2 separate regions of the Homo sapiens genome follow, and region 2 is linked to region 1. Evidence: chromatin contacts called from ENCODE Hi-C or POLR2A ChIA-PET data. All regions are on one chromosome and are shown on one strand. Each heading gives the region's core, a stretch centred on a gene start or an enhancer-like site at or near the end of the contact. The rest is flanking DNA. Distances are from core to core; before and after follow the strand shown.

What was found. A loop is a pair of places that touch in the nucleus more often than their neighbours do. ChIA-PET counts read pairs that join two places held with the same protein, here RNA polymerase II (POLR2A). Pooled maps may share reads with other maps.
Region 2: a map of GM12878 shows a loop between it and region 1 (4-fold over the local background). The contact joins two enhancer-like sites. A Hi-C loop is called at or near these places in 3 of 168 maps with a recorded cell type or tissue (GM12878, PC-3 and endothelial cell of umbilical vein) and 2 of 50 pooled maps. POLR2A ChIA-PET finds 5 or more read pairs at or near these places in 4 of 52 experiments (IMR-90, PC-3, activated CD8-positive, alpha-beta memory T cell and 1 more).

Annotation. Positions count from the first base shown.
Region 1 is chr2:9,097,083-9,103,965 of GRCh38, reverse strand. LOC105373414 (a long non-coding RNA gene) reads right to left here and starts at 1,382. Exons shown (of 6, transcript NR_187861.1): 1 at 1-1,382. Within about 2 kb of position 4,510, at least 2 of the 41 ENCODE cell types and tissues checked have a DNase peak (open chromatin) inside an H3K27ac peak, as active enhancers do.
Region 2 is chr2:9,134,690-9,141,572 of GRCh38, reverse strand. It overlaps LOC105373417 (a long non-coding RNA gene), which reads left to right. Exons shown (of 4, transcript XR_922775.1): 2 at 2,320-2,442; 3 at 3,670-3,827; 4 at 6,520-6,553. Among named protein-coding and RNA genes, the nearest start is that of ASAP2, 69 kb to the left of the region's middle. RefSeq lists an enhancer at 1,370-1,870. Within about 2 kb of position 3,537, at least 4 of the 41 ENCODE cell types and tissues checked have a DNase peak (open chromatin) inside an H3K27ac peak, as active enhancers do.

The DNA of each region.
Region 1 (6,883 bases), core at 3,261-5,760:
CCCTATTTTCTAAATTAGTGCATCCACTTCCTGTGGCTTTTCCACCTCGCTCCCGTGAGTTTAAATGTGCTGAAAGCTCAGGCCCGGTCTCTAATTTTCAGGTCCTGATGGATTTTCAACAATAAGCTGAAAGGCTCTTTCAGATTCCAATTTCTTAGTGAGAAAAAAAGCCAAAGCCAAACAATTCCTAAAATGGCAAAAACCAGTTCTCCCAGTGCCCCAGCGGGCCTGCTGGGCCGTTCACCTTTGCTTTCAAACATCCAGTTCCGAGGCAGACGCGAAACCCTGCACCCTCCAGCTTGGCTCCCTCAGGCCTGGACCCCCCCTGACACCCACATGAAAGAGGAAAAGAGGCGCTTCCCCATCTCTGCACAGCTCACCATCAGAGATCCGAGCTGCTCGGCCCTCTCCCCTCACCCTGGGCTCCCCTTTTTGCCCTGTTCCAAAGCTTCCCGCCTTCGATCTCATAAGGCGGCCACCTGGCCCCTCAGCCCCATGTGTGGCTTTGACCTTCACTCGCTCCTTGGTCACAGTCCCAGGCTCCATCTGGTTTGAGCTGACCTGTGTGAATGCCCCACCCAGCGAGTGGCTCGCCCAGTCATGTGTCACCCCATGCCTGCCTGCTGGGCAAGTGATACCAGCTCAAACGCGGGCAGACCTGTCTGCTTTTCTTGTGGTTCTCTCTGCTCAGCACTGGCCTGCTTCCTGTGGGCAGCATCACTCTCCTTCATGAGTGCCCATCCCTGGGCTGCTCTCACTGGACGATAGAGTGCAGGCTTCTGCTGTAACCACTGAATTCCACCTCCGTTTCCAACCGGCCGTGTTGACTATTCCCAGAAGTTTCCCCAAATGAACTCTGACCGCATCAAAGGGAGTTTACAAAACAGGGTCAAAGCTTCATACGCCTTGGGTCTTTCTTGTCACACTCAACTAAAACAGAGTCCAGAGGTTGCGGGTAAAGCGCTTGAGGCACAAGACGTTCCTTCAAGCATACGATTCTCTGCAGACCTGGCTGCTGGAACTGCCAGGTGTAACCTGAAACCAGTTTTATCTAACAGCCACTGGAACAACCTGCTGAAATCTAACACCATCACCCACAAATCAGTGTTCGCCAGCATCCCCAAAACCTTACTAGTGCCAAGGAACTTTATTTCAAAACAATACACAGCATTTCTCCTCTTCATAAAACCTCCAAACTTCTCTGTTCTTTGGACATACGAGAGGCCACCGTTCTGTGTCTATCCCCCGAACTGCAGTTGTTGCTTCCCAAATAAAACATGTTAAACTCAGAGATTTATCTCTATGTTTTATTTAACTTCAAAACGGTAATGTAGTCTTGCTGCAGCGTCAATGACACACTAGTGAAATATTAGTGTCCGTGTTTTCACAGCCTCCTTTCGATAATGATATTAGCTAGCATCTATGGATGCTTACTCCAAATCAGGCAGGGAGATATTTTACCTGCATGATATCATGGAAGTCTCATAAGAACCCTTCTGAGGGAGATTCTGTGATTATCTTTTCTTTACATGTGAGAAAACAGAGGCCTAAAGAGGTTTGGTTAATTACCCAGAATCACACTGCTTGTAAGTGAGAATGTCTGGATGCGGCCCGGGAGGTCAGCCCCTGCCGTGCTGTGGGCCACTGTCTTAATCTGTTTCATTTCCGGCACTTTTTCTCCTTGAAGTAAACTTGCTAGGCCCTGTCTTCATGGTACCCTCTACAGGGGCAATTCATCGAGGTCTTTGATGGCTTAACACCAAGTAAGAACTAGTGGGGAGTGAAAGGAGGCAGCCCCGTCCTGGGGAATTTGAGTGGCGCTGGGTAAGAGGAGGGCTTGGGAGCCCTTCAGATCCTCTGCATCAGTGACTGTCTTTCTGTTCTGCCCTCTGAAGGCTGGTAATGATTAGATTCTCTGGAAACAAACGGAGTGGCATGAATCTGGATCCTGTCTCATCTCTGACATGTATCACCTGTGGAGCATTGGAAAATTACCTCTTCACTCTGGGCCTCAGTTTTCTCATCTGCCAAATGGCATGATAATTTGTACATGGGTCATTGTAAGGATACAAATACAATACATTGTGAGAATAATACATTGTAAGGTTAAATGAGACGAACAGAGTGAGAGCGCTCAGTGGACTATAATGTACTGAGTGAATGTCACGAGGATAATTCTTTGTTATTGGGAGATTCATGTGAGGATACTGTTTAAGATGCGATCTCACGGTTGCCCCTTGCCCTTGGCATTTCTCTATGTACTTGGCACCGTTAGGAGCTGCAGGTAGGCCAGAGTGTGATCATTACCTCCCCAAAGGGAATGAGCAGAGCAGGGTAGAGGAAAATAAGGGGGGGACTTTTTTGGTTTTCAAAAGTCTAGGCCCTTTCATGGGGAACCTTCTGGGTTGAGGGAGATGCTCTGTATATTGTTCAAACTGAGTGCTTAAGATCTGTGCATTTTCTTTTTTTGAGATAGAGTCTCACTCTGTTGCCCAGGCTGGAGTACAGTGGCACAATCTCAACTCACTGCAACCTCCACCTCCCAGGTTTGAGCGATTCTCCTCCCTCAGCCTCTTGAGTAGCTAGGATTACAGGCACGTGCCACCATGCCCAGCTAATTTTTGTATTTTTAGTAGAGACAGAATGTCACTGTGTTGGCCAGGCTGATCTTGAACTCCTGACCTCAAGTGATCTGCCCGCCTCGGCCTCCCAAAGTGCTGGGATTACAGGCATGAGCCACTGCACCCAGCCGCATTTTCTTCTATATAAATGACACCTAAAAACACAAAACAAACACAGGTGTTTAGAGGAACAGAAAGGACTCAGGGCATAGGCAACATATGTAACAGAAAATGTGGGATGAGAAGATATGGTGAAGGGCAAGCCTTTCTCGCCTCCTCCCAGGCGAGGGGTTGGAGAATCAGAATGCAAGAGTGGTGCTTGCATGCTCAGGTTCTAGAGAAAACAGGCTGCGCAGCCCATTCCCCAGGCTGCGTGCCTCAGGGACGTCCCAAATCCCAAAGAAGCTTGGAGGCTCCAACCCTTAGAAGTCATGGCTTCTAGGAGAAGAAATGTTATGATATGCCCAAGTGGACTGAGCCTTTGTCCACCTCCCACCGCGCAGGAGCTGCTGAATCACGCTCCTGGGTCCGAGAGTAACACTGAGAATAACTGAGAGGACAGCGACCAGGGGAGGGCCTTGTGGACAAACTGTGTGGATGCTTGGCTGCAGGTCAGGCGGGACAGCGGAAGTTTCTGTTAATAACACAAGTTGAAACTAGCATGTGAAGATGACGGTGAAGATGAGACGTCCCCTTTCCCAAAGCTCAGAACTATGTAATGCTTGCCACCATCACCCTGCCCCTGGAACTTACCTAGAACCCCAGAGAAAAGAAGACAGGGGAACTCCAATATGACTGAGATTAGTAGTGAATGCCCCAGGAGAGGGAGCTAGTAATATAGAAAAATAAAGTCATATTTTTTGCATAGTTATTTTTATTATTATTTTTTTTGAGACAGGGTCTCATTCTGTTGCCCAGGCTGGAGTGCAGAGGCATGATCATGGCTTACTGCAACCTTGACCTCCTAGGCTCAAGTGATCCTCCCATCTCAGCCTCCCTAGTAGCTGGGACCACAGGTGTGCACCACCATGTCCAGCTAATTTTTTTATTTTTAGTAGAGATGGGGTCTCACTATGTTGTCCAGGCTGGTCTCCAAGTCCTAAGCTCAAGTGATTCTCCCACCTCCCAAAGTGTTGGGATTACAGGCGTAAGCCACCACACCTGGCATGCATATTCATGTTTGATTTCTGAGAGTTGCACCACTTCACAAAATTTTCTTAGCTATAGTTTCAAATCATGTAATCTACAGAGAGGGTCTCTGCAAGGTCCTAAAAGTGCTCTTAGAATGCACACAATTAATTTTAAATGGAAGCCTGAATGCTACATGAAGCGTTTTCAGAGTTAAGAAAGAGGTGTTTCCATTAAGTATGTTTGCCATCTAAAAGTCTTGGTAATGACCTTCTGTATTTCTTTGTGATACTTGCTTCAACCTAACACAATGGTTTTATAATCTAGGACTTTGAGGACTGTGTATTATTACCCTAGATTTTCTTAATTAATGGAAGTATCTTGGAACATTTGCTTCCTCTATAGGAACATCCTTTCTTTTCCTATCCCAAGCCTCTCCCAGGAACCATTGCTGAACTTGTCTTCCCTAGGGAGGGCTAATGACAGAAGATGCCTGCTGGCTGCCCACCGCAATGCCTGGGCCAGTTTCCAGCTGCCGAAGACCCTTCTTCAGCATATTATGTTGGTTGATGTCAATGTCAGGGGAACGGGGCATGTGACAGGAGAACGGTGTAGGGGCAGCCCTGGATCAACCATTAGAGAATCTTGCAAAGATCAAAAACAAACACACAAAAGGAGCCGAATCATTTAAAAGTCTTAGTCACACAAACGAAACCAACCCACAGCAAAGCAACCAAGCCGAACACCAAGGTCAGGAGCACGGCTTGTTGGTTAAAGCAGCTGCAAGTGTGGCTGTCTGTGCTCTGCCTGTGGAGAAGTCACCCACCCACTCTGAATCTGTGTTCTCCCCTTCAAAATGGACACGAATCACATCCTCCTCCTAGTGTGATTACAAGGGTTAAATGAGGAAAGCACTTTGTGTCTAGAATTACTTAAGGGAGGAAGACATTTTGTGTCTAAAACTACTTAAGGATGTAAGGAGAATACCAAGAGCCAGACCAGATTTGTTTTCTGTGATTTTAGGGGTGTTAAGCCCCTTCCCTTCAGGTGTCAGTTAACCCTTTAGAAGTCCCTCTGGGGGGGAGATATTTTGGGGGTAGCCATTCCAACTGCTTTGGAAAATCTGGTCTTCAAGTGTTTCATTTATATGGAAAAGGGGATCTTATTTCTAAATATCTTCAAGCTTCTGGCTTTTGTTCTCATCCATTCATTCAACACACATTCTCTCACCGGTCTGGGACCACGGAGCCTCCATTTGTTAAACTATCCCTGTCCCAGACTCTGAAACCCACTGAGTCCTCAACAAGAGGTGTATAGGGAGGCCCAGGCCAGCCCTGCTCAGTGTCAGCGCCCTTGAAGGGCCAGAGATCTGGCCCACGCTCCAGTCCAGGAGGCCAGCACTGCCCACGCCGGTCGGGAGGTGACTACATACAAATTCTGACCGGCAACATCACGAAGCACAAAGTGGGGACGCCAGGGTCAGCTTTAGAGCCCTCGGCTGTGCTTGGGGCCAGAGCCAAGAAAGCAAAGGACCTACTGCTGGGTGTGGGGAGGAGAGGGAAGGTGCCTGCACTGAGCACAGACCCCCTGGTCAGCTGCAGGTGTGCCATGTGGGAGAGGGTCAGCCTCGCCCAGACACAGAGGTTTGGGGCCCACCCTCAGTGGGGAGTCTTGCAACTGATCCTCCTTTGACCTTGACACTGTACTTCTCCAAGAACTGGCTTGTGATGGTCCTACTGCTCCCCCAAAGGGCTGCCTGTTCGGTCCCTGGGTCCCTCTTTTCCCTGTGCCTTTCCTGATACTGGTGTATGTGCCCAGAAACCTGTCAGCTACCATCGGCCTTATCCCTGTTTGGACAAATTCCCAGGATCCTGGTTTTGTTCTGACTAATGAGACTTATGTCTTGCCCCCTGTGGACAGATTTCCAGGCTTCAGATCCTCTGGTGAGTCCCTGCCTCCTGGACCCACCATCAGGGTTGTCCTGGGCTCACAGTTCCACCATCCCACCGCCCCACGTTTGTGGTTTATTCCTCGCACGCCCCGTTAGTCCCGTGCACAGAGCTCACTGCTCTTGCCCTTTATAACTCTGAACACAACTGTGTATCTGTGCTTATTATTCAGGTCTTTCCTACTAAACCGTCCACTTCCTGAGAACAAGGGCTAATGTCAATTCTCTTTTCTCTACTGTTGATTTCTTAGTGCCTAGTACAAAGAACATTTGTTGAATGAGTGAATGGATAATCATGAGTAAATTAATGTACATCCACCCTTATTTTCTAAAAAGTAATGGTAGGCAGCTTCCTTGCACATCTATTATTTTCCTTGATTGTTGGACAACCAAGGGTTAGAATCCTTTAAAGATGAGAGAATAGAGGCCCAGAGTGTTCATGATTCCACAGGCATAAGGCTACAAGGCATGGACTAGCCATTGTAACCCCTGCAGGCAAGTCTTGGGGGTGGGCAGACACACACACACACACACAAATACACACATCACATATACATATACACATATATATACACATACACACAAATACACACATCACATATACATATACACATATATACACATACACGCAAATACACATACACACACAAATACATCACATACATACACATACATATACACATACACAAATACATAGATATACAGACACACACACACGCACGTGTGCACGTGGAGAGGATGGAATGGGCTGGGCACGCATGCAGGCCACTGTACTATAAATAGTGGCAGTCATGACCCTCCCCACAGCTCTGGGAGATGCTTGTGGAGCAGGGAGCATTGAGCTTGACATTCTTGACATTTCGGTGTCCACAAACCATGGTGACCACGTAATCACAGTCGCAACACAGTCCCCGGGGGCTGCTGGACAGGCTGAAGTCTTGTTGGGGAAGTTTCTGGGCACTTGGAGAAGGGGCCCTGCCAGTCCCACAGCCTCCCTGGGGGCTTCCAGGCTCCCCCTGCCTCCCTGCCACCCAGTCCCCACTGAGTCTGCCAGGCCTTCCCTCCGACTGATCACCAAAAGGCCGTTTTCCATATCTGCGTCTCACGCAGCTGTGCAGGTAGAATACCAACAAGAACCCCGCTCCTTCAGGGATAATGGGAAAGTTCATGTGGCTTAAGTCGCTCT
Region 2 (6,883 bases), core at 2,288-4,787, 39 kb before region 1:
CTTATTTTACACAGCAGAAAGCCAAGACTCAGAGAGGTAAAGCGACTTGCCCAGGATCACACAGCTAAGGTAAGCCAAGATTCAATCCCTGGTCAGGTTGACTTCAAACCCCATCCACACAGTGAGTGCCCAGTAAAAGCCAGCGATGACCCTCCCTGCCGACGCTCTACAGGCTGGACCCCCAGGTGTGTTGATCCTGTTTCCCTGACTCCATCCTGTTAGGAGTCTGAGGGAAGAGGGGGTTGGGGCCAGGGAAGCACCTCCTGTGGGCCAGATTTCAATGCCACGTAGAGAAGTTTCCCTGGTTAGAATTGCTCATTGGAGGAGGAGAGTCCTGCTCTTCTCAGGAATTTGCCAGAGATAGTTTTGTGGGCGTGTGTGTGTAATTTTTAAAAAATCTAAAATAATCTCTGACTTAAGAAGAGCTTCCACTGCAGCACAAATCATGCATTTTTTCCTGAACCATTTGGGGGTAAATTGTCAACACTTGCTCCCTAATACTCCACCTCCAATACTCCATCACCCCAAATACTCCCATGTACTTCCTGCAAATATGGACTTTCTCCTACATGGTCGGTCAGAACAACCTTCACTCACAACTCAAGTTCGCAGGGCGCGTTGCTGCTGTTCAAGTCTCCCCAGTGGTCTGATGATTTCTTCACAGTGAATGCACCCAGTTCAAAATGGTATGTGGCTTCTGGTTGTCACATCTCCTTAGTCTCCTAGAGTCTGAAGCTGAGCTCAGTCTTTACTTGACTTTCATGGCCTTGACACTTTCGAAGATTAAGGGCCAGTTATTCTGTGGGCTGTGCCGCCACTTGAGAGACTGCTGCCCCCTGGGGATTTGATTTGCGTTATCTGTCTTGGCAGGAACACCTCAGAAGTGCTATTCCACTGGACAGGATTTCAATTTGCCCTATTTAAGCATTGTCTTTTTTTTTTTTTTTTTTTGATGGAGTCTCACTCTGTCACCCAGGCTGCAGTACAGTGGCATGATCTCGGCTCACTGCAACCTCTGCCTTCTGGGTGCAAGTGATTCTCCTACGTCAGCTTCCTGAATAGTTGGGATTACAGAAGTGCACCACCATGCCTGGCTAATTTTTGTAGTTTTAGTAGATATGGGGTTTCACCATGTTGGCCGGGCTGGTCTCAAACTCCTGATCTCAGGTGATCTGCCCTCCTCTGCCTCCCAAAGTGCTGGGATTACATGCCTGAGCCGCTGTGCCTGGCCCTGGCTTGCTTCTTCTAAAACTCTCTTCCACTCCAGGTTCCCCGAAGCCTCGAGCACCCCATCCGGGACCCCCTGGAGCCTCCCCTCCCTCTGCTTACTGCCCCCACCACCCACCTCCCTCCACGTGCTGTAGAAACCTCCCTGACAAGCTGTGGCAGCACAGGGCCAGCTGCCCAGCAAGTTCCCCTGTCCCTCCTGGGGTCACCCAGACTTTACTCTCCTGGGGCTGTCTTTCCCACTTCGAGGTGGAGGAGTCCCTGATTAATTAAGGGTTCTGGCCCTTTGGAATTCATCTGTAGAGTTGCAAATGGACTGCTGGGGCCATATGAGAACCCTGTGATCCTGGGGACGTCACTCAGTGCCCCATCCCCTGATCTCCCTCGGATTCATCTTTCCCTCAGTGCTGGTGGCCAAGCAGGCGCTGCCAGAAATCCCTAGGTGTCCAGGAGGTGGCGCTGCGGGGTCAGAACCTGCACCCTTTCATGCGAATGCAGCTCAGAGAGGGGAGAGTGCAGGGGCAAAGGGAGGGGTGGGGGCTGCGAACTAGAGGCTGTGCAGTCCCCTGGAAGCATTCTGCGTGTGCACGTATGTGTTAGCAAACACCTACATACATACCAGCAAGTGCACATACCCACACATCCATACCAGTACACACACACATCATATATACTAGTAAATAGATACGGGTACACACACATGTATATACCTCTATATATGCACACGCATACATACTAGTATATGTATACACACATACATGCATGATAGTCTACACACACATATACCAGTATATATACACATATATGCAAACCAGTAAATATCTATATGTAATATATATACACGGAAACATGTAGCAGTTCATTGTATCCTCTATGTGAACATGTGTGCACACATCCTAGATGCATATCTGTGCATAGGCACACACAGGTCTGCACATACGTGTGTGCATGTGTACGCACTAGGCCCTGGAGTTTGGGCCACTGACTTCTGCCTCTGAGGCTCGGGACGGCAGCAGCTTCTCCCCCATCACACAGGCCGACTCCAGATCTCCATTCTCCTCCCAGATCTTTTTTTTTTTTTTTGGATCACAGGTGGGCAGGATGGTGGCCTCACCTGATGCAGTGCACACCTCCAACAGGCATCAGATGGAATGCACTGGGAGCAAGATTCTCATAGCAATGACAAAGATCCCCAACACCGTCCACCACGCAGCCGTACGTATGTGTCCTCAGATTTCATGCGGGGCAACTGTGGTTTTCCCCTGAAAGAAGCACCACTGATCCCTGCACAGGAGGGGCGCTGGGGGAAGGGCTTTGAAACAGAGAGGGGAGCCTGGCTCCCACCCTGGCCCAGCGGGGGAGCCTGAGGGTGGGGGTTCTGAACACAGTGTGGGGCTGTGACTGGGCAGCCCTAAGAAGCATGGTCAGTGTGCCATGCTCTGTTCCCAGGGGACTCGATGTTGTGGGTCCAGTTGAGGCGGAGAGGAGCCAGGAAGACAGGACAGGCCAGCTCCTTGCCTGGTGGCTGAGGATTTCTGGTTGTGAGCTTGGGGGACTTCGCAGGGCCGGAGGGGGAGGGTACCTTTCCTAACAGCGACACCCTGTGGTGTTGGCCGCTGCAACAGACACTCAGGTGACTTGTCTGTCTCCTTGAGATGCTGTGACCAGGGCTTGACCTTTGGACTGAGAGAGCATCCGCTGGGCCGGGGGTCTTGGAGTTATTTGGAAGGAGGACCCTGAGATTTCTTTGAGAGATGACCTAATTCAAGAAGCAAGAGGACATGACCTCGCTTCATGCTCCAAGCAGCTGACCTTGGAATCTGGTTATAAATGCGTCTGTGCCTTTCTTGGACAAAGCAGTTTTTGCTTCTGTGTGTGTGTGTGTGTGTGTGTGTGTGTGTGTGTGTGTCTGTCCACTGGCCCAGGGGAGTGTTCCATCCTCAGGTCCCTGAAGCATATCCCAGCAGGGCAGGGTTGGTCCCAAAGGCCACGTGGGCTGCATGATGACCAACTGGCCCTGTGCGCCTGTGGAGCGAGGGAGGAGAAATGGCCAAGCTCAGCTGAGCACACCCGGCCTGAGGGCCCAGGTGTGCCCTGAGAGTCGAGGGCAGATGTAGGGGGGAGTTGGGCCTTTTTAATCATAGAAGCAATGGCCCGCCTGCCACAGTCAATGCTAAGCTCCTCAAACATCTTGCAAGCTGCTTGCTCAGGCCTCCGACTCAGGATTGAACTACATGTGGCACACTCCCGCTACAAAGAAGCCCACATCCTGGCTGTTCCGGAACATTCCTCAGCCTCGCTGGGTGTAACTGTTAAAGGCGCAGTGTGGACGGCGGCTTGTCCTTTCCACTGAAAGAAGGAACAGGTGTCAGGGCTGGAGGGAGCTCACTCGAGGCAGGTGCCTTTCGGTTACCTGGGTTTCCTGCACCTCTCTTCTTGCAGCATTTGCCTCTGGACGCGTGGCCTTGAGCCTGGCCCCTCGAGTTTATCCCAGCGCTTGGTGACGAGACCCCACATACTGCACAGGAGGACAGGCAGAGGGTCAGCCAGAGCGTGGGATGTGGAAGTGCCACCTCCCTTTGCAGGCTGTGTGTCTTCGGGTAAGTAATCAGCTTCTCTGAGCCCCCCTTCCATCTCTGTCAAATGTGGACGAATGATGCCTGCACTTTGTCCCCGTGAGGCTGTCAGGAGGCACCCTGGTGTGGGTGGGAGGGCTTGGTAAACAGCAGGCTGTGCATCTGGTGTTGGTCATCAGGCTCAGGGCTGAGTACACAGCCAGGAGAGCTCACCAGGCCTGGGATGGGGCCAGCTGCATGGAGCTGCTGCCCTGTGGCCCTGCAAAGCCCCTCTTGGCACCGCCGCCGATGTTGACATCTGCAGATGCCACCTTCTAGAAAGTTCCCCTTCCCCAACATGTCCGGAGTCCTCAAGGGATGTGATACTTTCAGTTCCGCTGTACGGCTTGTTTTGAAAATGAAATTGCTCCAATTGCTCCAATAGCAATTCCCAATTGCTAGAGTAGGGAACAATTGGAGCATAACGTGAGTTTCAAAGTTCACATTCGCTCTGCACAATTTTGTCCTCAGAAACACCAGGCGAATGCAGAGAATGGCACCTGGCTGACCAGAACCTAGGAACACACAACCACACCCGTGCACGCACCCTAGGAACACACAACCCCACCCTCGCACACACCCTAGGAACACACAACCCCACCCATGCACCCTCCAGCCCTCCGTTCACAGGGTGTGTTAGGAGTCACATCCACATCCATCCAGCTCTGGTGCTAGAATGCCCCCCCAATTCCAGATCACCCAGCTCACAACCCCAACGCCCACTTCCTCAAACAAGCCTCAAGTCTTTTTAAAGGAAAACACCATATTAATTTTAGTATGTATGTATTTCTTAACCATTTAACATGTAAAACTGTGCTATCTTTTTTTTTTTTTTTTTTTGAGACAGAGTTTCATTCTTGTTGCCCAGGCTGGAGTGCAGTGGCGCGATCTCGGCTCACTGCAACCTCCGCTTCCTGGGTTCAAGCACTTCTCCTGCCTCAGCCTCCTGAGTAGCTGGGATTACAGGTGGCTGCCACCATGCCCAGCGAATTTTTGTATTTTTAGTAGAGATGGGGTTTTGCCATGTTGGCCAGGCTGGTCTCGAACTCCTGACCTCAGGTGATCCACCCACCTTGGCCTCCCAAAGTACTGGGATTACAGGCATGAGCCATTGCGCCCGGCCTGTGCTATCATTTTTATTAGGTTCCAGTCTTTTGTAAATGTCTTGCTGACGAAGCCCCTAACTCTATCTCCCTCATAGCCTGCTGGGTCATCTCACATGAGTTTGCAGAGTGCAGGGATTTTTAGGGATGTCTGCTTCGCAGCATAACAGAACGGACTATTTGTGAATCTGTGGACTGGCCCCGGGTCTCTGCTTCTGCCAGAGCTGTGGGTGAGGCCACCCGGGTGTCAGGACCCTGCCATAGGCAGTGCCGGCTGTGCAAATGTTTGTGCGTACACCTGTTGCTTGCGTTACTGATGTCCATGGGGAAGCAGTGGCAGTTCTCCTACACCAAGTGTGGGTGCCCTCTGATTTACGGGGGCTCATTCACTGAATCGTCACAGCAGCCCCAGAAGGCTGGTACTAATAATATCTTTGCTTTAAGATGAGAAAACCATTTCACAGACAAGTTAGGAAACTTGAGGTCTCATAGCCAGGAATCAGAGGAGTCCAGCTTTGAGCCGCCCTCCTGGACGACGCTGCCTCCCCCTGTACTGGGATGGGCAGGCTGCTTCTGCAAAGGACCAAATAGTCTTCTCAGCTCTGTGAGTCATGAGCTCTCTATTGCAGATTCCTTTGCAGCACAAAAGCAGCCACAGGCCCTTGCAAACGCATTGGCAAGGCTGTGTGAGGACACGCTTTTGTTTATGGACACCAAACTTTGAATTCCTTATCATTTTTATGCATCACAAAATGTTATTCTTTTGATTTTTTTCAACAATTAAAATAACATAAAGACCATTCTTGGCTTATGGATCGTACACAAATAGATGGTAGGCTGGGTTTGGCCCATGGTCATAATTTGCCTGCATAGATCCCTGCTCTAGAGTGAGAGAATTGGTTAAAAGGGTTCCAACGTTTGAATGGCTCTCGAAATGTTCTGGAAATGAAACCATGGGGCTTGCACACATTTACATTGTTAGCAGGATTTTGATGTTCCAGTTTCACCACAATTTCATGCTTATTATTGTTATTATTATTTTTTGAGATGGAGTCTCACTCTGTCACCCAGGCTAGAGTGCAGTGGCATGATCTGAGCTCACTGCAACCTCCACCTCCTGGGTTCAAGTGATTCTCTTACCTCAGCCTCCAAGTAGCTGGGATTACAGGTGCACACCACCACGCCCAGCTAATTTTTGTATTTTTAGTAGAGATGGGGTTTCGCCATGTTGGTCAGGCTGGTCTTGAACTCCTGACCTCGGGTGATCTGCCCACCTTGGCCTCCCAAAGTGCTAGGATTATAGGCATGAGCCGCTGCACCCAGTCCATGCTAATTATTTTTAATGCTTGTTAATGTATCAGTTATAAAATAAAGCCTTTCCCTCTGTTTTATTGGACTGATACATGTACATAGTTGTAAAATTAAAATAGTTACAGCACTTCTAACAAAAACAACTATACCTGCCTCACACCTTCTCACCTGAATTTCACTCTTTAGAGATAAGCATTTTCAACTATTTTAACTTTGCTGGGATTCCCCCATATTGCTTGCTTGCTTGCTTTTTTTTGTGACAGGGTCTGGCTCTGTTGCCCAGGCTGGAGTGCAGTGGGGCAATCACAGCTCACTACAGTCTTGACTTCTTGGGCTCAAGTGATCCTCCCGTCTCAGCCTCCCAAGTAGCTGGAATTATAGGTATGTGCCACCATACCTGGCTAACTTTTGTATTTTTTATAGAGACGAAGTCTCACTGTGTTGCCCAGGCTGGTCTCAAAATCCTGGCCTCAAGTGATCTGCCTGCCTCAGCCTCCCAAAATGCTGGGATTACAGGTGTGAGCCACTGCACCCAGCCTCCCCACATATTTCTAATAATGTGTTTCAGTACTTTTTCTTGACTCTTTCCCCCTGTTTTAGACATTATCTATTGCCTTCCTACTAATG